Regions from separate parts of the Homo sapiens genome. Here regions 2 and 3 are each linked to region 1. The links are chromatin loops, found by intact Hi-C in ENCODE. Cell type or tissue: mammary epithelial cell. All regions are shown on one strand.

What was found. A loop is a pair of places that touch in the nucleus more often than their neighbours do. Peaks named below come from ENCODE experiments on the same cell type or tissue, not always from the same donor. Only the 100,000 strongest peaks of a DNase experiment are listed, where the experiment ranks them.
Region 2: a loop joins it to region 1, with 9 times the contacts of the local background. A loop is called at or near these places in 77 of 110 quality-filtered maps.
Region 3: a loop joins it to region 1, with 7 times the contacts of the local background. A loop is called at or near these places in 3 of 110 quality-filtered maps.

Annotation. Positions count from the first base shown.
Region 1 is chr11:5,001,583-5,009,582 of GRCh38, reverse strand. It overlaps OR51L1 (olfactory receptor family 51 subfamily L member 1), which reads right to left. Exons shown (of 3, transcript NM_001004755.2): 3 at 4,047-8,000. Among named protein-coding and RNA genes, the nearest start is that of OR51L1, 11 kb to the right of the region's middle. In mammary epithelial cell, a CTCF peak has its summit at 4,944 (motif pointing right); DNase peaks (open chromatin) are centred at 4,502 and 4,972; H3K27ac peaks cover 487 bases.
Region 2 is chr11:4,621,408-4,629,407 of GRCh38, reverse strand. No RefSeq gene overlaps it. Among named protein-coding and RNA genes, the nearest start is that of OR51D1, 12 kb to the left of the region's middle. In mammary epithelial cell, a CTCF peak has its summit at 3,027 (motif pointing left); a DNase peak (open chromatin) is centred at 3,007; H3K27me3 peaks cover 285 bases.
Region 3 is chr11:4,821,874-4,829,873 of GRCh38, reverse strand. All of the region lies in intron 2 of MMP26 (matrix metallopeptidase 26), which reads right to left. It overlaps OR51F2 (olfactory receptor family 51 subfamily F member 2), which reads right to left. Exons shown (of 1, transcript NM_001004753.2): 1 at 7,418-8,000. The coding sequence ends at 7,460. Among named protein-coding and RNA genes, the nearest start is that of OR51F2, 4.6 kb to the right of the region's middle. In mammary epithelial cell, a CTCF peak has its summit at 3,184 (motif pointing right); no DNase peak of the experiment used is centred here.

The DNA.
Region 1 (8,000 bases):
AGTGCGAGGCCCCTTCCAAAAAAAAAAAAAAAAAAAAAAAAAAAAGAACACTGTAGATAGAGAGGTTCCTTACCTTTGAATTCCAATTCTGGCACTTAACTATCTGTGTGACTAAGAAAACTACTTAACGTCTTTTCACTTCTTTTTCTTTGTTTATGAAATGAGTTTCATAATAATTTTAAGCAACAGGATTTTTGTAAATATTCGATGTGTTAATAAATGTATAACATTTAGAATGTATTAAATAATCAATAACAGATAATCAAAAATTGATTCCCTTTTCCTTTAATACAGGGTTGTTTTAAAATTAGTTATTATTAGTATTTTGTGGGTGTGCCAATTTTGTGACCCCATATTTTGAATCCTGAACTGAAACTTCTCTCAAAGACATTGACAAGTATTTTAAAGGGTGCATCAAATTTTATAGCTATTAAATAATTCAATCATAAGATTACTTTCTCTGGATCCAAACTCATGAGTATTAAAGAGCTTTTAACCATGACTTGGATTTCCATGCATATATCTTTTAAGACAGCAAACATTTTTCCCTTGGGAAATGTGTGTCTAAGTTACATTTCACACATTAATTTAATATGCGGGCATTCTGAAATATGCATTTTTTTCAAATAAACTTGGGTTTTGAGATTTAGCTTTCTTGGCTTTGAAAAGGTAAAACAACTACAAGAAAATATGAACAAGAAAAGCCATTGACTATCGGTCTAATAATATTTTGCCCCTTATTTTCACCTCCATCGAGTTGAATAAGACTTAGTTTAAATGGTAATTTACTCTTTCTTCTTGAAGATTTATCACTGATTCTATATTCCTAGGGTATCATGATAACACCATTCTCCCAAATCTCATTCAATCCCATTATTTTTTATCAATTTTTATTATATAATTATATTAATGGATCTCTTAGTAAAAATTTATAAACCTTGTTGACTAAGCTGAATGAGAAAACAAACAATTATATGTAACATTTAAGAGTAAGATTTCTTTATCAATAAAAATGATTGAAGTGTATTAAAATGGATACATTGAGATATTTCTTTTTTAGATTTTAATGTCATCCACACTTTTAAAATATCTTGTTATTAATTCATAGTGTAAGAAAGAGTAAGCTAATGTTTGTGTGTGTTTGTGTGTGTGTGTGATCTGAGAAGCTCTTGTGTGGTCACAGAAAGACAACATCATCATTAAGCCCAATTCAGAGTTCATGTGGAGGATGCATGCAAGTTGGCATGTTAATGGAGAGTGGCATGGTTTAAGATGTGCAAGTCTAATTACTAATTGGGAATTGTTTAAATTTTATATACTAATACTGAACATTTCTTAAGGCACACTCTTAGTTATAGAAATGTGCCATCTTTGTGAAACCACCTTTGCAAAAATTATACAGTGGCAACGTTATGGCAGCGAAAGAGATCTGATTTAACCAACCCCCATCTTGCCTTTATTCTTCAGACTTCCCTTAATCATTCCTGGGCTTGGGTCAAGCTAACTTTGGAAGACATTTATAGTTAAAATAATAATAGCCCTTCCCCAAAACTCAACCACCTTTGTAAAGTTAATGAGAGATCACTAGGCTAGGAGGATAGAGGAGCCGGAATTCTGCTAAAGTGTAGACATAAACAATTGCCAGCCATTATTCTGGAGGTCGCAAGACTTACGACTTCCTTAATTACTCTTGCAGATAACATCACTATTATACAACCTAGAATTGGCCTTTTGAGATATCTTTTCAGGCTTTTTGCATGTGTGATGACCAGTGGCTCCTACATGTGCCAATCACTCCTGTGGCCCCACCCAGAAATGACTCAGGCTTATGAGGACCATTTCTCATACCCCTGTGATTGCACTCCCAACCAATCAGCAGCAGGCACCCATTGCTTAGCCACCCCTCCTCTTCCTCCAAACTACCTTTGAAAAACCCTAGCCTCCAAATTCTTAGGAAGGCTGATTTAAGTAATAATAAAACTTTGAACTTCTATTTAGCTGGCTCTCTATGTAAAACTCTTTCTCCCTTGCAATCCCCTGCTTCAATAAATCAGCTCTATCTGGGCAGCAGGCAAGAAGAGCCCATTGGATGCAATGTTACATTCGCTGAATCTGTTCGTTTATTGAGACATAATATAGTCACAGGATTCAGTGCTATGGGGGGATAGAAACAGAAATTCTTTCCTGAAGGAGCTTTAGTTGAGCAAGACCAAACAAATAAAGCCTCATCATTACTTACAGACAATATTGCTGAACTGTATGCAAAATACTCTCACTACAAGTGATGAGAATCAATAAGTTAATTGATCAGGGTAGGTAGATATCTTTTTTATATCCAAAAAACATATGCTTATATTCAAAAGCACATAGAAATTGAAATTGAAAATATAATATTTATAATGGTGTTGAAAATACAGAGACCTAAAAACCTAGTAAAAGAAGTACAAGACTTCTAAACTTAAAATTTCAAATACTATTGAGAGAAATTTAAGACACTTTTTTTCAATCAAGGGATGTACTCTGTTCACAGATTAGAAGACTTCATATAGTAAGAGTGGCTAATCACATTAAATCAGGTTACAAATTGAGTTTAGAATTTTGTAGAAATTTAATACCTTATATAAAACTTAATATAGAAACACAAATACTGCATTAGTTCATTTTCTTACTGTTATAAAGAACTACCCTAGACTGGGTAATTTATAAAGGAAAGAGTTTCAATTGACTCACAGTTTAATTATGGCAGGAGGCTAAGGGGAAGCAAGGTACCTTCTTCACAAGGTGGCAGAAAGAAGAAGTGCTGAGCAAAGGAGAAAGAGCCCCTTATATAACCATCAGATCTTACGAGAACTCATTCACTATCATGAGAACTACCTGTGGCAAACTGCACTCATGATTCAATTACCTTCACCTGTTCTCTCCCTAGAGATGTGGGGATTATGGGGATTACAATTCAAGATGAGATTTGGGTGGGACATAAAGCCTAACAATATAATTCTGCCCTTGGTCCCTTCCAAATCTCATGTCCTATTCACATTTTAAAACCAATCATGCCTTCCCAACAGTCCCACAAAGTCTTAGTTCATTCCAGCATTAACCCAAAATTTCAAGTCCAAAGTCTCATCTGAGGCAAGGCAGGATCCTTCCACCCATGAGCCTGTAAAATCAGAAGCAAGTTAGTTACTTCCTAGATAAAATGGGGGTAGAGGCATTAAGTAAATATACTCATTACAAATGGGATAAATTGGCCAAAATAAAGGGGCTACAGGCCCTATGCAAATCTCAAATCCAACAAGGAAGTCATTAAACCTTAAAGTTTCAAAATGATCACTTTTGACTCCCACTCCACTCCTGGTACAAATTTACTGTATTAGTTCATTTTCATTCTGCTATAAAGAACTGCCTGAGACTGGTTAAGTTATAAAGGAAAGAGGTTTAATTGGCTCACAATTCGGCATGGCTGGGGAGGCCTCAGCAAACTTACAATCATGTCAGAAGGGGAAGGGCAAGGAAGGCACCTTCTTCACAAGGTAGCAGGAAGGAGAAGTGCCAAGCAAAGGGTAAGGAGCTTCTTATAAAACTATCACATCTTGTGAGAACTCACTCACTATCACAAGAACTGCATGGGGGAAACAGCACCCATGATTCAATTACCTCCACCTGGTCTCTCCCTTGACATGTGATGATTATGGGGATAATGGGAATTACAATTCAAGTTGAGATTTGAGTGGGAACAAAAAACCTAACCATATCAAATACCAACATAGTTAAGGGCATTTGAACAAGTAACCCTCATACTGTTGGGCTCACACTACCTTATAACAAAACCTACCATAAAATCATAATTAACAACAGTCATGGATTAGCAGAATGATAGAAAATTATGTCCAATGGAACAGAAGAGAAATATGAGAAATAGACCCAAATATATACATTTTCACCATATGACAATGGAAGCACTGTGGTACAGGGGATGAATAATGCTTTATTCAATAGATGATTGAAAACCAAAATGAGTCACTGAGGCATAAGTCTCAATCACTGAAGTTTATTAAGCCAGGTTTAGGGCACTTCTGGGAAAAACAAAAGCCACCGACACATCTGTGGCTATTTCCACAAAGGTTTTCAGGACATTGTGTATTTATCCATTTCCTTAAAAGGGGGAAGGGGGAGGCATGTAGGTTGGGCAGTAGGGGAAATAGTTACATTCCTGAGACTTCAGTTAGTGTTCAGTAAATCTACATTTTACGTAAGATAAGGTGAATGTCTGAAGCGAGAAAGGGAGTAAAGGAAGACTCAATCATGTAGTCGTCTCTGGGTAGGTGAAGAAAATGAATCTTGACTTTTCTGCACCTGGGAAGATAAACTTGTAAGTGACATAATCGGTGTGGAGTTTTAGGAGCTAGACCTGGATTGTGGACCTAAATTTACAACTAGCGTGTCCTTGTTTATGGGAGGCAAGCAAAGAATTTACTTATGAATGATCTGTGGGTAGCCCTTCCCAGATGCCTGAGGCCATTTACCTTTCCAGTCTGGCTGATATATAATGTTAGTAACAGTTATTCATGTGGAAGAGAGTGTTGCAATGATTCAGCTTCAGGACTTAGTCTTTACTTCTGCACAAGTTTGGGGGGTCCTTCAATTTTTATTTTCTTTTACATAGTTCTGACTGAACTATGTATTCATATCAAAAAATATGCCTTGACCTTACCTCATCATTCATAAAAATAAATTCTACATGTGTTGTATTTAGAAATATCAAAAGGAAAGCCTTACAACTTTCAAAAATTACACAGAAGGACATCATTGATAATATCAGCAAATGTGTCAGTTATTTATTTATTGTCCCAGTTTCAAATATAGACTTCATTGCTTACTCTGCAACAATGGAACTGGGCTCAATGGACATTTTTTCCTTCACAGATTCATGATGTTAAACTTGGCCAGCAGAGGGTGCCGCAGGGACACTTGTAAGAGAAGTTCGTGTGTACTTCTCTTTGATTATTCTCTCTCTTCTACCAGAGGCGTGTAATGAGAAATATTTAGTAATACTCATCCTATCAAATTTCAACAATACCCATATGGCTAGACTCTTACTGAGTCTTGCAGTTACTCTAGGGACTGGCTTCCCAAATAACCTATTTGGACCCTGGAGGGGTGTTTCCAGCTTGTCAGTCCAAACTGTGATTTGCTGCCCACCTGTACTTCAAAGGGGGGTTATCATTTGCTTGCCAATGCCAACTATAGTTCCCTGCCTACAAGCCTCAGCTCACCTGGTGCTTCCTACTACTCAGTCCTGAAAAGGAATCTTAGTCTCTCAGCCTTGGTTCACCTATACCCCACAGAAGTGTCTTTCTAAACACATGCAATGTAATGACCTTTTCTGGCATCCAGGATGCTAAGACTATGCATTCTCAAATGAAGTTTCAACCTCGGGCTTGGGGAGTACCTTCCCCATTTTCCAAGTTTGTTTTTTCTTTCAATATTCTCTCTTAGCTCTAGGGTATTACTCAGCGTTGTCTTTACCTTCTTTAAAGTTGATTTCCTTATGAAATTAATAAGTATTTGTATTTATAAACTCTATTCAAATTACTGTGTGATTTTTGTCTTCTTACTGGATCCTGAATGACAGAATAGGCAAATATCTCCTTAAAAATACACAAAAGCACTAAACATAAAAGCAAATTTATAAGTTGGACTTAATTAAAATTAAGAACATTTCTAGTCATCAGACATACTATTAAGAAAGTACATAGATTGTAGAAGATGGTTGTATACATACATCTCACAATGTCAACTTGAATTATAGGTTATTTTTAGTTCTCCAGGCTTACACACTGTGTTTGATCTTCCGCTTGAAACTTAAGAGATTTAAAAACCATGGATATTTGCTCTTGAATTCTCATCCTGTTTCATCTGCCTGAAAAAAAGGAATCCTTGAGAATTTTATTTTATCTTTCTATGTTACAGGTAGTTAGGCATGAGTGGGGCAGGAAAGGGCTCTAGCTTACCCACTAGTAATGTTAGGCAATGGTTGGGCAATTATCACATTGCCTCTCTAAAAGTGATAAATTGGCAGCCTGCGCCAGGGAGAGGCCATTTCCTGATGGTCCACACCTGTTGCACTAAACTGCTAATAGAATGCAGATGCCAAAAGGAAGTAACTTTCTAGACATGTGCATTAAGAGACAAAATGAAGGAGTATGACCTTCTGAGGGCACACCACCGAGAAAGGGAAGAAAGCCTCAGATGGGCACGTGTACAACTTCCTAAACACACTGTGCATGCTCACTTCCTAAGGGTAAGGAGGGCACTGTGCATGTGGGTAGCCCACTCTAAGGGAAGGATCACGGGAAAGGCGCCAGACTATAAGGTCCTAGGATTAAGGTTAAACACAGCACTTGTCCTTCAATTTACCCTTGGGTCTCTTCCAAGCGTACTTTCCTTTTTTCCTCTTCTAAAGCATTTTTAAATAAACTTCCACTCCTGCTCGAAACTTGCCTTGATCTCTTTCTCTGCCTTATGCCCCTCAGTCAATTTCTTTCTTCTGAGGAGGCAAAAATTGAGGTTGCTGCAGACCCGTATGGATTTGCCACTGGTAACTTGAATACCTTCCACCAGTAATATATTTGATGTCATGAGACTTGGATATTAGCCACCCCTAACACCTTTACGTCACAGGTTTTCTGAGAACTTCTCATTTCAGGGTTCTCTGGGAAGCAGACTTTGAGGTAAAATTTAGTGTGCAGTTTGTTTAATAAGAGAATCCCTGGGATAATCATCTTAAATGAAAAGGAATGAAAGTGGGTAGGATTGGGCAGAGGGAAAAGTTGACCTGTGAATCAGGCCTGAAGATAGCCTTGTCCAACATCACGGGGAGTCCTGGATATAAAATTGCCCAGTGAAATTCACTGGGCTGAAGGGGCCAGACCTTTCCAACTTTCTACATTAGTCATTGAATGTGTCAGTGGATGACCCCAGGCAAGGCTCATTTCTCCAGCTGAGGCAATTCCTGAAAAGGTAAAAAAAAAAAAATTGAAGGCTTTCTACTGGACTTACTGCCAGCAGCTGGGGCTACAAGTCTTTCATTGAAATGGGGCTGAAACTACATATCTTTGTCCATCATAGCCCATGTCAGAGCCCTTTTTTTGTGGGAGGAAATGCAAAATGCTTTGGGTAAGTTTTAAGTTAGACTGAAGAACGTTGCTAACACATACTCTTTCTAACCTCTTTGCTTTCTTCATGTTACCTCCTCTTTCTAGAATACCTTTCCCAGTGATGTGTTGGTAAGTGTTTAACCACCTCCTCTCTAAGAAAAAATTTCAAGTCCTGATATATAATGTTTACCAATTTCTGTGGTTTAAATACTTCCATCATAACCAATTTCATTAACCTATATGACATTACAGAGCACAAAAGCAGAACAAGATATGCACAATTGTCTCTTATGTGCCAGCTTTGGTACGCCACTTTATTTCCAACTGTGTTCAACTGGTCAAGAATGAATTTGACTCACAATGCACAGTGAAAGTGTCAACTACTCTGATTACTGATTCTTAAATCCTCAAGTGAAATTGACCACTTATTAATATATCAATATTATAAAAGGTACCTGTTCCAATAATACCATTGATTACACTTAATTTTACTAACCTTTTATCTATGTATCTTCACTATTAAACATTCATTATTTAACATTAACGTTATGCATTTTGCTGTTTATATATCCACAGTACTAACAGCAATAACTATAATAGTTATTTCAATTATTTAATGAGTACTCATGATTGTTGGGGAAGACCAGCTGTATAGTGCTGTGATAAGGTAATAGACATGGCCCCATATTCAAAAAGTGTGCTATACAGCTGAAAAGAAAGTGAATTTATATGAAATAATAAAATATCACCCATAAAAACATATCTGTAGTTCATTCTAGTGAAAAAGAAAAAAGTAATGGGTTATCAAAAATAAATTGATTAAAAACACAATACTACAGATCC
Region 2 (8,000 bases), 380 kb after region 1:
ACAGAGTAAACAAACAACTTACAGAATGGGAGAAAACTTTTGCAAGCTATCCATCTGACAAAGGTCTAATATTGAGCATCCATAAGAAACTTAAACAAATTTACAAGAAAAAACAACCCCATTAAAAAGTGGGCAAAGGACATGAACAGACATTTCTCAAAAGAAAACATACATGTAGCCAACAAACATGAAAAAAAGCTCAACATCACTGATCATTACAGAAATGCAAATCAAAACCACAATGAGATACTATCTCACACCAGTCAGAATGGCTATTAATAAAATATCAAAAAATAACAGATGCTGGCGAGGTTGTGGAGAAAAGGAACACTTTTATGCTGTTGGTGGGAATGTAAATTAGTTCAACTATTTTGGAAGATGGTGTGGCAATTCCTCAAAGACCTAGAGGCAGAAATTCCTTTTGACCCAGCAATCTCATTACTGGGTATATACCCAAAGGAATATAAATCATTCTATTATAAAGACACATGCACATATATGTTCATTGCAGCACTATTCACAATAACAAAGACAAGGAATCAAACTAAATGTCCATCAACAGTGGGCTGGATAAAGTAAATGTGGTACATAGACACTACGGAATAGGATGCAGCCATAAAAAGGAACGAGATCATATCCTTTGCAGGGACATGGATGGAACTGGGGGCCATTATCCTTAGCAAACTAATGCAGGAACAGAAAACCAAATACCACATGTTCTCTCTTATAAGGTAGCTAAACGATGAGAACACATGGATATATGGGGGAAACAACACACACTGAGGCCTGTTGGAGGGTTTGGGGTGTGAGAAGGGAGAGGATCAGCATAAGCATATCTGACTAGTAAACCCAAGCAAAATTGTCTCAATTATTTTTAATACTGACAATTCTGAAGACATTCCTAAATAGGAATTTTAACAATAATTTTAAAACTAGCTTTATTTGCTGTATGTTATCTTAAATCACATAGAAATATCATATAAACAGACAGAGGCACATCTTATAGCTTTCATTAAGATGTTTCATTTGTCAACTTCCAAACAGTTTTTATTTTCCCCATTCAGACTATCAGTCTTCCAATGGCTTGTTTCATTGCCCTACGCAACTGTTAGCTAGGCAGTCCTAAATTTGCACTTCTAAAACGATGACTCCTAGGTGAAACAAGGTGGAAAATTTGTATCTTAAAAGTACAGAGCTGAGACTTCAGACCTAAATATCCTACCATCATTTCCTCAAGCCAAAGAAAAAGCATGTAGGTAAAAGCCCATTTAAGACAAGATGGCCAGGAAAAGCACCTTAAACAAAAGTAAGACTTGTTATGTAAATGAAATACAATGGTAAGAATTTCTAGTGGCTCAGTCCTTCCTCTCTTTGGTGTACAGAGGCAAACACCCTCACAAATGGACAGTTCCTTTATAGATGTAAATTTCTTTTCAAAAGCATTTCAAAATATCCACCTAAATGCCAAAAGGTATATTTTGAAGACTGATTTTGTTCCATAGGTGGTCATTTTAACTTAGCTTCTGTTTTTTACCTAAAATTACTGCATTTAGGGTGAAGCCCATTAAGGAATAGTGCAAAGAAAGCATTTGCTATGTGTAGACTCATGCATAGCTCTGAAAAAAAAACAGGAAGCCTACTTTACCTGAGGGTCTACCTTTTACAAACACTTTATCCAGCTTTCTCTTCACCTTCAGGGCAGGGTAGTAACCAGACTAAAAGGTTAGAAGACTTAATTTTTCTTATCAATTAGTTGCTTAAGCTTTTTGTCTTTTATAAAGACTTTTCTTAAAAACAATAAAAACAATGAAATCTTTTTAGAAGCATCTGCACATCAATAGGCATCCCTGGATGAGCCTAATTAGACAGCTCTAATTTTCAAATGCACTTTTCAAAATGGAGTGTTGTTCATTTGGAGCTTTCTATTATAATTTTTCATTATTTTTAGTAAGATTTTACGACTTTTGTCAATGTGTGCTGCTTCCCGGGCCTAATACTTAATACTATAGGTAAGTGTCGCTAGAAGATGGAGTACTCAGTTCTTCAGTAATTAAGCATCCCATTTTTACATTTATTCTTGGCTTAATTCTCAGATCCCCTTGATCAACTTAGCCAATGATTTTTTCCCTACCTAAAAGCACAAAAGAAATAGAAGATACAAATCCCTGCAAATTTTCGAAAGCCACAGTTTACACCCCCTGAGGTACTGATACAGGAGTTAAGAAGGAATTACTTAGGCAGATAGCAAGGGAACCCCCAAATCATTTTCTAACAAAGAGCAGCCTGCAAGCTGGGAGCTTGCATGGGTGAATGCCGCAGAAACTGAGGACTAGACATTTTCATAATGGTGGCTCCATCTTCCCTTCTCTGCCAGCCGCGTGTATCCTAAGGAGCAGACCAGATGGGGCTGATAACTGAAAAGCCCATTTGCATAAGATTAGGGTAAGGTGACCAGCCTTCCCCATGTGCCATGTAAATGTCATACCTAATTGAACCAATCTGTGAGCCCTACATAAATCAGACACCACCTCCTCATGCCAGACTAAAACAATCGGTGCATTCCCTGCCAGCTGGTGTTTTTTTCTTCTCCATCCTTTCCGCATGGTCTTTTCTGCTTGGAGAACCCTTCCTCTATGGAGGAAGCTGTTCCTCTTTCTCTTCTCTTCTACCTATTAAACCTCTGCTCCTAAATTCCACCTGTGTCTGTGTCCTAAATTTTCTTGGCATGCGACAACGAACCCCTGGCATTATTCAAAGGCTTCTGGACTGAACCCAGCCTCTGACAGTCCGTCCAGGTGTTGGTAAAGGATCTCCAGCTATCCTGTCACAAAACTTTCCTTTCTTTTCTATCCATGGTCATTATGTCTACTATGCTCTCCGTATATGCAATGTGCAGGAATTTTTACAATTCAGGGGAACAGTTCTGTTAGGAAAGATCGGCAAACATGCAGTAACTCAATAAACGTCTTTACCGTTTCTCTGGTGAGTACAAGGTATTACTAGGCCAACAGCGCCACCTAGTGGAAACAGAAATCCTCTTCATGAGGCACATTGTGAGTCCTATGCCATAAACTGCGGTGTCCCAATCCTGGCTTTTCGCACTGCTAGAAAGGCTTCAACTGTGAATGGGAAAGCTCTGCCTTCAACAATTAGGAGCAAAATGTCCTCTGTAGCCAAATTTTAGCCTCAATACTGTCCCATCAGCAGATAAATGGCCATTCAGTCCCTATGTTCTCTTAAGGCACCTATTCTGCCTCCAATTAGAGTGGTACCTAACTAGTAAGGGGATTTTAAGTTTGGAAGTTAGCCAAAACCATTCTATAAAGGTAAATGCTTCAGCACCGGCCATAATAGCAAGATACAGAGTTTAATCTAGCATGCCCCCCCCCCGCCCATTAAAGGGGCCTTGCCCAACTATTACATAGTTTTTCTTGAGATCCGTTTTTCAGGGAGCCAGGCGGCTCACACAAGTCTAGGAAGTCAAAAGTCACCCAGGACTAGAGCCACCTGGGTGAGCATGACTAGCCCTAATTGCTTAGTTCCTCTGGAGTGCATTCTGAAGCACAAGGACTTCTGTGACCCAGAAACTTTAACAAAAATGTGGCTCATTTTCTTTTGCACAAGGGCATGACCTTTTTACTAGACCTCTGCAAGCATTGCAAAATAAACCCAGCTCTTTTAGCAATCATATCAGGCAGGTCCAAAAGAAAATAATTCTCTAAAATTAGAGAAGCAACTCCCAGGGGAACTATCTGAGGCTCCCCTTTATTTGGGGCCCCTTCAAGTTCCCTTCTCATTACAAGATCTTAGACAAATAAAGGGAGACTTAGGTCAATTTTCTAACGACCCTGATAGGTATATAGAAGCTTTCCAAAATTTAACTTAGGTATTTGACTTCTCATGGAGGGATGTTATGCTGCTTCTAAGCCAAACCCTAACCACAGCTGAGAAGCAGGCAATTCTGTAGGCAGCAGAGAAATTTGGAGATAAGCAATATGTCTTCTATAGCAGGCCTAAAAGGAAAAGCGAAAATAGAATGCAGGCCCAGGACCCCATAAGCCTGCTGTTCAAGCCAGCCCAACAACATAATCAGTAACAAACTTGACTACAGGCCTCCATCTTGTTTCAGGTCCTTGGGAACATGACCTGGAACCACATGGCAATACTTTGTTTTAGTCTCCACCATTTTACAATGGTGGCTGTCTTCTTGTGCTAAGTCAGTTCCTGGGTGAGGACCACACAATCAGATAAGCCAGTTTGTCAATCTAGGTGGTGCCAGCTGATCCATCAAGAGCAGGGTTTACAAAATATATTAAGGACTAATCTTGAGAGCAGTTAAGGGAGGGTCAGAATCTTGTAGCCTCAGCTCCATGACTCCTAGGCCATGGTTTCTAATCTTATGGCTAGTTTCTTGGTCTGCTCCCCAGGCAAGAGGTAAGCCTATCTTAAGAAGGGGCTGTTACCATCTTTGTTTTAGACTATAAACTATAAACCCAGCTCCTCCAAAAGTTGGTTTGGCCTATGCCCAGGGATAGGCAAGGATAGCTTGGGAGCTGGAAACAAAATGGAGTTGGTTGGGTCAGATCTCTTCCACTGTCTCAGTAATAATTTTGCAATGATAGTTTTAAAAGCTGCCTATCACCCCTTTGAAAACACCATATACACTTGAGGTTAAGTCATAACCTAATTAAGGCTTGTTGGTTTCACCTGTGAGATTACTTTTTGTAACGTTCAAAAGCTGAAAATCTTAATTGCTTCGCATGGCTAAAGTCTAGTAACAAGAGATTTAAAAGGATTTTCTTAAAAAGCTCTCAGCTTAATTAAAAGTGGATATTCAAGTTATAGGTATATTTAAAAGGCCTTTATGTTTTTCTCTTCTTGGATCTTGTCTTTCTGGAAAAAGTTTTTTTTCTTCTCAGTCAACTGAATTATTTTTCTCCATTTTTTGGCTTGCCACTCTTAATGCACACATAAGACGCCCTAAGATAACTTCTGGTAGCATGGAACTACGAGGCACCACAGACCCTGTTTTGGGAAAAAAAAAAAAAAAAAAAACCCTGTTTTCCTCGTGAAACCACAGGAATTAAAAGCAAATAGTTTAATCTGTAAGAAGTAAAAATAGTCTTAAGGATTATCGGTAAAATGCAAGTGTCATCAAAATGCAATAGGTGGTCTAAATCATTCAATTTAGATACTAGGTTTGCTAAATGGTTCGAGGTTGTATACTGCCTGCTTTACAGTTAGGTAAGGCACAGGGAGTTAGAATCTGGAAAGAGACAAGCCTTATCTGCACTTCTGTCTGGGTCCTAAGCGCCACACATGGCACATAATTAAAATCGCTTACTAACCAGGTTTTTCACCAAAAGTAACGGTTGCTAAGAGTAACAGAGCAACATGATCACTAAATAGTTTTATATGAAAGGCATATAAAAACAGTAAAATGTGTCTTTAGTAAAAGATTATAGGAAAGAATGGAAATGTTAATTTTGCCCAGGGATGAAGGATTATATTAAATTTGATAAGACAGAGCTAGAGGTTTAAGCAAGTTATAGAAAGATTGTAAAAATTAATCTTGCAAAAGTGTGTAAACATTAATTCAAAAGGATCTTTTGAATATATGGTCTTTTCATAAACTGAGCATCAAAATAAAAGCACAGCAAGGTGGTCTTAAGATGCTTATCTGGCCTTTAGCAAAAGGGTTGTAAAAGGTTTGTAAAGATTTCACCTCATGGTCAAATTGGTTAAGGTTAGATGGAATCATCTATAAGGTTTCATTTAAACAAATTGGGGCTGGGCATAGTGGCTCATGCCTGTGATCCCAGCACTTTGGGAGGCCAATGCAGACAGATCACTTGAGGTCAGGAGTTCAAGGCCAGCCTGGCCAACATGGTGAAACCCCATCTCTACTACAAATACAAAATTAGCTGGGTGTGGTGGTGCACACCTGTACTCCCAGCTACTTGGGAGGCTGAGGCAGGAGAATCACTTGATTCTGCCAGGAGGCAGAAGTTGCAGTGAGCTGAGATTGTGCCTCTGCTCTCCAGCCTGGGTGACAGAGCAAGACTCTGTCTCAAAAAAATAAAAAATAAATAAAATTGGGTTAACATTAATAAACTAATGCAAGGGTGAAATATGGCTTTAAACAGGATTTTCATGTAATAGTAATGCTACTGAAAGGTTTTTGCCTTTTGAGTCATCATTTTGGCAAAATAAATAATTTCTAGCATTCTGGAATTCTACTTCATAACATCCAGTGTTTTAAACCTCTAGCATTTAACAGACATCCCAAAATCAAACCTCAAGTTTCAAAATTGTCTTTCCTGCTGCCTGGCTTTCTAGATGGCTCAGAGGGCCCCTGAAACATCCATAGAAGAAGTAAACAGGATTATTTGACATGTTTAGTCACATGAGATTTCCAAAATGATGTCAAGTCTTCTTTAAGTCATATTCTGGTGAATAATACTAATATATGTTCCAAAGTTGTATGAGATTTCTAAAATTCTAATGTCTGAATATATGCTATCAATCATAATTAAGGGTAAAGTTATCACAAGCCGTGGAGATAACTAAACTTCTTTGTCAGTCATGTTTTTAACTGTAACTACCATGAAAATGTTGTCATTTGCAGACAATTGTTGTCTCGCTTTGTTCCTTCTGAAAAGATGGGCTATAGTCAAGCTATAAGACTTTAACAGGTGTTCTCAAATCAGGTTTTTAATAGCTTTGAAGATTGTAACATTGGAATAGAGAAAGAACGTATGGGACTTATGAAGAACTGAAATGTTCATGAATGTCAAGCAAAACAAGAAGTAAATGGACTGCACTCACTCCGAAAGTTAAAGCAAACTTTTTGACTTTTGCTTGGAATATTTCTGGTCTTTTTTTCTGCTCAATCCTTTCTGCTTGCTCTTTTCTGCTCAGAGAACCCTTCCTCTATGGAGGAAGCTATTTCTCTTTCTCTTTTCTTCTACCTATTAAACCTCTGCTCTTAAACTCCTCGTGTGTGTCTCTGTTCTATATTTTCCTGGTGCGTGAAAACGAACCCCAGGGTATATACCCCAGACAATCTAGCCAATTCAGTACTGCCATTTCCTGCCAGGTTCTGTCTGATCCACTCAGATATTCAAGGCTTCTAACTAGATCCAATCCAGTTGATTATCAGACCCAGTCTGATCCTTCACCCAGTCCAGTTTCCGTCACAACTTCTGAGCCCAATTCAGATAAAAAATGTGCTCAAACTCATATAACTCAAAACACAAATCCACAGAGCTTTAGAATTGGAGCAAGAATATACCCATGAGCCCCATTTCCCCACTTGCTGTGAGGGAGCAATGGACACAACGGGTCTGACGGGTACCTCACTGGGTCAATTCATGCTCCTGGGGATCACTGAAAGCTCGAATTTTAATCCCACTTCTAACACCATCTGTTAGAAGATAAACTTAAGACAAATTTAGTAGAGTTCAACTGAGGAAAGAATGATTTCTGAATTGTGCAGCCCTCAAAACCAGAACAGGTTCAGAGCAACTCCAGGGCTGCTATATGATCTAATATTTATGTAGAGGAAAAGGAAAGTGACATAGAAAAAAATGGAAGTGAGGTGCAGAAACAGCTAGATTGGTTACAGATGAGCATTTGTCTTCTTTGAACATGGTAAGAACAGTTGAATGCCTGATATTTGTAAAAAATAGCATACATGTGGTGGTCCATTTTCAATTCTAAAGGCCTTGAAATAGGTTTAAGCAGGCTACAAAGAAACCAAGAAGCAGAATGTACGAAGCCATCCCCTCTTCTTGCTTTCCCCTTTCACCCAACAGCTAGGCACCTGTCAGTCAGGCCCCCACTTAACTTCCCTCTCCCACCTCACCAAAGAATTTGGTTTAGGCTAGTTTACAACCTAGGTAATTATACCCTTTCTTTTTTTTTTTTTTAATTATACTTTAAGTTTTAGGGTACATGTGCACATTGTGCAGGTTAGTTACATATGTATACATGTGCCA
Region 3 (8,000 bases), 180 kb after region 1:
GGCTCTATCTAAGATTCAGTGTATGTCTTAAAAGGCTCAACATAAGCCAGTCACTGAGGTCAGAGACAGGCAGACTTGAGGTGGAATCCTGCCCACAAATGTGTTCTGTTTGGTCATCACAATGTCTAGACAGATTTTTAATGTGATGGCTTTAGGTAAGTAACAAGGTCTCTAATTTATCATAGGCTCCTTCTTTCCCCATTGTCTTATATCTAGCCCCTTAACATTTATTGGTCCTCAAAGGCACTTAATCTCACAAAACAAAAAGTAATGCCCAGGGTCACAGCATGCTTAATATCTCAGACCCTCACGTTCAGAAGGGAAATTGTTCAGCCCAGTAACTTTGAAAATTAGAAATAAATAAATTGTATAATTCTGCTGGCAAGTTGTGCAGGGGCATATGATTTTCAGATAAAGAAAATAGAAAATAAGATTTAGCAAAATACTATTGGCCTGAAACAAAGTATATCACATAAATGAACCAACTTAGATAGCCGACAATGATGACTTCATCTTCAGGTTAATACAAGAGGTGATGTGATGGAGTTGGGGGCTGTAGTAATCAGTTAGGACAGGCAGAAAAGTGGAGAAAAGAGTCCAGTAAACTAGCAGACTTATACTATAACATGGGCCTAGTTGGCTTAACACCGCTGAAGATTTGATAATATGCAGAGCTCTGATAAAGCTGTAAACCCTACTTAAGGTCAGAATTTTTTTGGTATTTAGTAGCCTTTTACTGCAAGATCATGCCAGTAGAAATACAGTCAGGATTATGATACCTAATATTCTGCCTTCAGGAAAATGTCAGTCCTAGTTAAACACTGTATTATTTTCCTAAAGCCTTAGGTCCCCTAGACTCAAGGCTTCACTGGACTTGGGTAGAGGCAGCACTGAAACTCCCGGGCAGATGGGTGACTGAAACCAGATTTGTTAGGCCCTGAATATATTTAGAGCTGCTTGCTGAGGATGACAGACAAAAGCGATACAGAATATCCTTTGAAATGGTCCTCTTTATTATTACTGGACCAGAACAAAATAACCATGAAGGCCTACTCTAATTCTAGCCCAAAATATCCAGCCTAGTTTCTCAACTTATTGCTCTGGCAAATTGCAGCTGTCATGAAAATATAATTAAGGCCTAGAAAAGAAGCACATAAGTGTCGAACCAAGAGAGCATTGCAGACCTAGTTAGATTATCCTAATTAGAGAAGATAACCCTAAACGGTTGTGTTCATTCAAACTTTAATCTTTATTCAAACCTCCACCCATTAGGAAAATACCTTTTCTGATAATAAAAAATCTCCCCCCGCTTTCTAAAATAGATAGTACAAGTAAATTTTATTCCTTTCCCCATCAATTCTTATGTTACCTACCACAAACAGCATATCTATTGCCATCATCATTCATTTATTTGATGTGTATTTCTTGATGACCTATTATGAACAATGCATTGTGTCCAGCTACTGAGAAACACAGATGACCAAAATAGATGCATTGCTTTTATTGAGCTTATAGCTCAGAGGACAACTATGGATCGTCAGTGAGTAGGATAATCAATATAAAAAGCTTTCAGAAACTTTTAGAGGTAAACTTCCAGAAAACCTTGAGCCTAAACCTAGAGCAGTTTTTAGCAGGTAATGAAGAGCACCTCTTCAGTCTACAATGGCTTCAAAAAACGAGGAGCACTGCTTCCTCACATTCCTATTCTTATACACAGATAGGAGACATAATTCAATTTGATTTTTCACATTCAGAAAAATGTATATTTTAACTAGAGTATTACCAAAAGGAGTGCAAGTTTCTAATGTTGATGTATTTTTTCCAGCATCAGTCCACAATCATAATGGAATTTATATGGCTCATGTTTGCCTTATGGCACATCCTTCTATTAGTTCCTGACATGTATCTACATCATTTTGAGTGGAAAATTAATTGGTCTCCAGATCCAGAAAAGGCTACAGGGTCACCAGGTCAAAAAAGCAACTAGAACTATGATAAAAATTACAAGTTTGTCTTTGTTGTGTTGTGTTTTTTTTTTTAGGGAGAAAAACAATTAGAACTCTCATCTTGGAAAGGCTAAATTTAGGTAATTTTTAGGAAAAAGATGAAATAAAATCTATTATCTTTCTTCTATTTTTTTCTCTGATTTGACTTGCTACCCTAGCTCTTCCTCCTCCATTTCTGCTTTCCCTTACTTCTCCTTTTTATTTATTGTTAACAACAATAAATAATAACAATATTATTATTAATATCACCATTTTAACATAAAAGGGTGTAAACTTAGAAATAATAAATATTCCCTGCAAAAGCATTTTTCTCTCAGCAGCCTTCCTGAGACCACTTCTGTATACTTTATGTGCTCATAGCACTTTCTCCATTGCCCTGGAGCTATCCCCATACTTTCTAAAAGACTTGGCCCCTGGATACCTTTTTCAGGATCATTTTTCTTCTCTATTTGGAGTTTTTAAAAAAAGGAAACAAGTTGGTAAGCATATCATTTTAATTGACTTTACAGGATTAAATAACAGAACTTGCACCAAAAACAATAACAAAAAAGATCAAGGATAGATTTTCAGTACAGCAGAAGAAATGGCTCATACCTCATTCTGAGGTGACTGCATTTTCTGTGAACCTACAAGCTCTCCAGGATAGAACATCAGTTGACCCTGTGAATTCGCTGCTTCTAGTGCATCACCGCAAATCTTTTAGCCTCATTTTCCAATCACTGTTACAGCAATCAGACTCATTTAGTCATTGGCTGGCTTTTCGCAGGAAGAATCTGAAAACCTCTCAACCTAGGCGCGTGCCATGTACCTCTTGTTTCTTGCCCCAAGACTGACACTGAATGATGAAATATCTACATGTACTCACTTGGTATCCATGCATGTACAACCCAGAAATAGGGGGAAATTAAGGATTCATGAGGTAGACTTTCAGCAATGGGAAAAAGGATCCAATGGATTAACTGTTTCTGTCTTTTTATTTTCCTGGGTTGAGTATCCCGAGACGTATTTGATAAGGCTTCAGAGGTGGCCCTGTAGGATTAGGCAATAGTCACCCATAATGGTATCTGGATTATTATTGATATGCCATTTCTCAACCTCCAAATTCCTTTTTACCTGCTCTGTGATGAAGATGTTGGGCCTTATAATGTTTTGCTAGCTGGTACAATGTTAAGATTTGTCAGTAGAGGGTAGTGGAGGCACACTGAAAGGAGAAGAAGAGGTTTTTCTCTTCCTGGTTTTATTGTGGTTTGCCAACCAGACTCCTACAAATCATGATTTTTCTTTATTGCTTGGCTCTGTGTGGTTCCTCCAGGGCTCAGTTCCAGCAGTGCATAGCTTTCTTCAGCATTTCACCACTGAGCTTGTTCTCCAGCTCTCCACTGAAACAACAATGGCATAACCTGGAACCATAGGCATAATAGGCCAGCACTGAAGCTGAGATAGCTTCTTCTATATCTTCTCCTTAGCCCTGAATATCTGTGTGCACATCAGGGGCCCCATGGGACTAGTCTTCTAGCAAGGTAGTCACTCAACTTATCCAGAGAAGGTGGGCTGGAGCCACCCCAGGTACAGCCACACATGGAAACGCATTATACTCCTAGAAAGAACAGTCTTTCCAGCTCCCAGGTACAGCAACGCCCAATAATCAGCAGTTTCCCTTGCACTTAGAGAGTTCTGGGGCTTGGCACCTTCTTACGGAAGGCCTTTCCTGCAACTATCAGAGGGCAGATTTATGGAAAACCTCACTGATAAGGCCCTTTTGTGAGTTCACCAGCCTAGTGCAAGGGAAGGAATCCTCCTTAGGTGCTTTATCCCAGTGCTTGGGGTAATGGTTGCCCCTTATAGCTGTTTCTACTGAATTCTTTATAACTCTCTTTAACAAGCTAATTTCTCCACTATTTTAGCTCCTTGTTAATAATTCTCTAAATTAAATTTTTCCTGTTAAAATTATTGTATGATTTCTGTCTTTTGATTGAACCCTGATTAACGCAGCATCAAACTCAATGAGGTGTTTTCTATCATCTTATTCTTTCTCCTTCTTTAACTTCAGTTGTTCCTCATTCATGGTCCCTGGAAGCACATTATCATTAACATGCTCAATTGATAACAAAATCTGGTTGCTAGCAGTCAGAAGGCTGACAATAATCCTTGAAATTCAATGGCATCACAATTACTAACACACTCATTTGTGATTGACTGGATGAAGTTCAGGTGGAAGGTAAGGTATTAGTTTATATAGTAACTATGGATCTGAATCTAGTCTTCCATTTTTACCTAAAACATCTAAAGATTATGGAATGGGCTGATTTTATTATCTGCCTCAGAAATCTTGAAATAAGAGCTAATCAGATTGGGACATCCAACTCACAATGCAGGGTATGCCATGAAAATCAAAGGTTCTCTGTAGGAACACTGACAGAAACCTTTATCTCATTCAGACATAGATTATACAGCTCTAAAAATCAGGCAAAGGATTTCACTAAAAAGGTGGCAGAGCTACAAGGCAGGCTGCTCAGGTTTGACAGATCTTCTGTGATAAAGTCAAAAACCTTGAAAAAGACTAGAAATACAGTAATGGGAAAATGATGAGATCCTCATTCCTGGAATGTTGACATTTGAGTGAATAAGTCTTCAAATCTTGAGACTTTTGAATATTTTATGCCAGAAGAAACAGATCCCTTCTTACTTTTCAAAGATAATTCATTTATTACTGTCTGGAGACCTTACACAAACCAAACCTGAGTGTGATGCCTCACAACTGATACCTTTCCTCCACAAGAACTGCCCTATCATTTCTCATTGCACCCAAAATAATAACCAATCAGGTCTCAGCAAAGCCTGAAAAGAGGATTTTTATTAACATTTTTGGAGAAAACAGCTTATTTACTGAAGGCATTGCAGAACCTACTTAATTGGACTAACCGGAATCAAATGAGTAGAGTGGATCTTGAAGGTGTTAGATCCAGGCAGCAGTGGAAGTATGTGGTAGTATGAATATTAATTAACAGAGAAAAGTTTATTGACATGAAGGCATTGATCCATGATTAGAGGTGCAATATTATATCAAGGATACCCAGAAACTGTGCTAATGCACTACTGAGACGGTTGTTTCAAGATTGGATATGATAATGACCACAGAAAATTAGGTGGAGATGCCAAATATTCTTGGTAAAATGTGGACTATAGAAATATCAGGGAAGTTGACATGTTAGAATTGATTTATCCTATAGGACAAGAGAATTTACCACATGATTATTTTCTCCATGAGGGAAGAGAAATGTCTTCACAGAGGCAACAAAGAATGCATTTGTAAGAGGAAGTCTGGTTCATTTCAAAGGTCAGCAGTTGCCGTACTCTGTAGGCTACACATAACAATGAAAGATGCTTCTGTGGAAATGGGCTTCCTATTAACAATGAGAATGAAGGAATTCTGAGACCACATGGCAGTACTTAAAAATCGTATAAGTGTGTATAATTTTTATAGAGGATAGAAAGGCTAGAATGGCTGTCAGAGTGATGGGACCCACACTGATATGTTGCAATATATGATAGTCTTCCTGGAGACGAGCTAAATGAACAGTCTTCTAGGATGTACCCAGCATACATTTGCAATAGAGAACTTCTCAGCACCAGGCTGACATCAGCCATATGATGGGAAGTCATGATCCCTTAACCTGTTTAAATATTTAAGTCACTTCATGTATACAGTACCCATTAATTGAATATGAGTCTTGGTCTCCCCCACAAAGTGTCCCACAATGCTACTACCAGTATGTAATAAAAATTATCCAGATTTCCCCCCAAACAGTCTAAGGTCATTTACAAATGTAACTGTTCATTAAACAAAGAATACCCAACTCTTTAAGGACTCTTATATATAGGTTATCTAAGGTTATATCTAAGAGTTCTTAAAGAGTTTGTTCACTCAAACATATCATCATGCTCTCTTTTGGTTAACTTATAAGATTATTGAGAGTGATTAATGGAGTTATGAACAACGTTTATCTCATAGTCAGCCCAATAATTTTTCGGCTTTACTTGTGGTTATTCTTCAGATGCTTAATCACATAATTGAGGATAATATACTTAGCAACAGGAAAAACTCTTACGTTGTTATGCTATCTGAGACATTTGAGCAATTATTGTAGGGATAATGATGGACAAGGTCAAAAAGCACAAATAATTTATGTGAATAGTTGGCCCAGAATCCTATGACACTTGTCACTGTTGTATGGATGTCTCGGCATTAATTCACATCCATGGCCTCATGGGGGATTTCGTTAAGTTTCTGGAAAAGGAGGAAAATACTCAGGCTTAGTTCATGAATAGACTGGTAGACAAGTTGATGCTAACCAAAAATTGTGTGCAGTGGCACAATAGCCCTACCTTTGATGGCATAAAGGAGAGTGGTGAAGGAAAACATTTCCAAAGGGCAGAGTTGTGAGTAGTACTCTTGGTTGTTAATGTTGTTTGGGGGAGAAGTTGTCTGAAGTCTGTGGATATACATGGACTAGGACTTTGCTAAAAGGCTTGGATAATTTGTCAACAGATGGAACTAGCAACTTTGTTAGAAGAGATGTAAGAAAGTCTGCATGTGATGTGCTATTGAAGCACACACAAAGGATGAAAAGCTCTGTGTCTTATGTTAATATTCACTACAGAGTATTCACTTCAGAGGAGGGACTCAACAACCAGCTATAAAGTATCTATACGTTGATATCAGCCAGCCTTTGCTCTGCCATTGCTAGTCCAGTGAGCCCATAAATGAAACCATAAAATCAGGGATAGAGATAAATATGAGCCAAAAGTACAGATTCTCTTACACCAAGATAAATCTTGGTTTAAAAAAAAATGAAAAATAGTGTTATCCTTACTCCTAGAATGTTAACAATGTAATTACCAACTTTTAACTCTTCAGCTAACAGCAGCAGTAACTGATGCTGAGCACATAATATGGTATCTTGTATTTACATTAGGTAGCCCCTGCACATAATAAAGGGCAAAATAATTCCATCTAGATAAGACCCAATGTGGAATTACATTGATGTGTATTTTAGGATCCACCCTATAGAATCTCTATTTTGGAATCGCATATATAATCAAGAATTTCAAGAAAAGAAACTAATTAAAGTGTTTTCTGTGTGTCATTCAGAAAATAACAACTGACTTATTTAGAAAGTTTCTCACATTAAATGTGAACTTTTATAATTGTATACAGAGCCTGAATTAATACTTTATGTAGCTTTCATACTGCTTACAAATATAATTAGTTGTTTATATATGTTTCTTCACTTCATATTGAAAACAAAATCATAATTTAGTTGGCAATGACATGAATTTATTGACAAAGAAATTGACTAAATAAATGTCACATAACCTATAAATTGCTTAGTTTGGACTGTTGGAGGCATGTGTGGGCACTTTGGGACAATTACTCCATTGTAGCAAAGCACTTATTCATAAATGGCTTTATCTCTAATCAGAAATAGCTGATGATTAGATTTGGAGTGCTTCTGAATTAAGACCTTGATAATGGCCTTTTGAATCTGCTTAATCTTTACACTGTAAATAATAGGGTTGAGCACAGGAGGGATTAGCAGAAAGACATTGGCCATGATGATGTGGACAAATGGAGGTGCTGAATGGCCATAGCGATGGACAAGAGACAAACTGATGAGAGGGAGGTAGAAGATGGAAACAGCACTGATGTGGGATGTGCAGGTGTTGAAGGCTTTCCGCCTCTCTTCTGAGGAAGCAATGCTGAGGACAGATCGAATGATCAGGATATAGGAGAGCAGGATGCAAGGGCAGTCAAACCCTGTAGTGGACAAAAGCGCAAACAGACCAAGGATGCTGTTGATCCTATTGTCTGTGCAGGAGAGTTGGATGAGATCAACATGGTAGCAGTAAGAATGTGAAAGGACCATAGAACTGCAGAAGGACAACCTCTTGACAAAGAGCATGACTGGCAACATGACGGCAACATTTCTTATC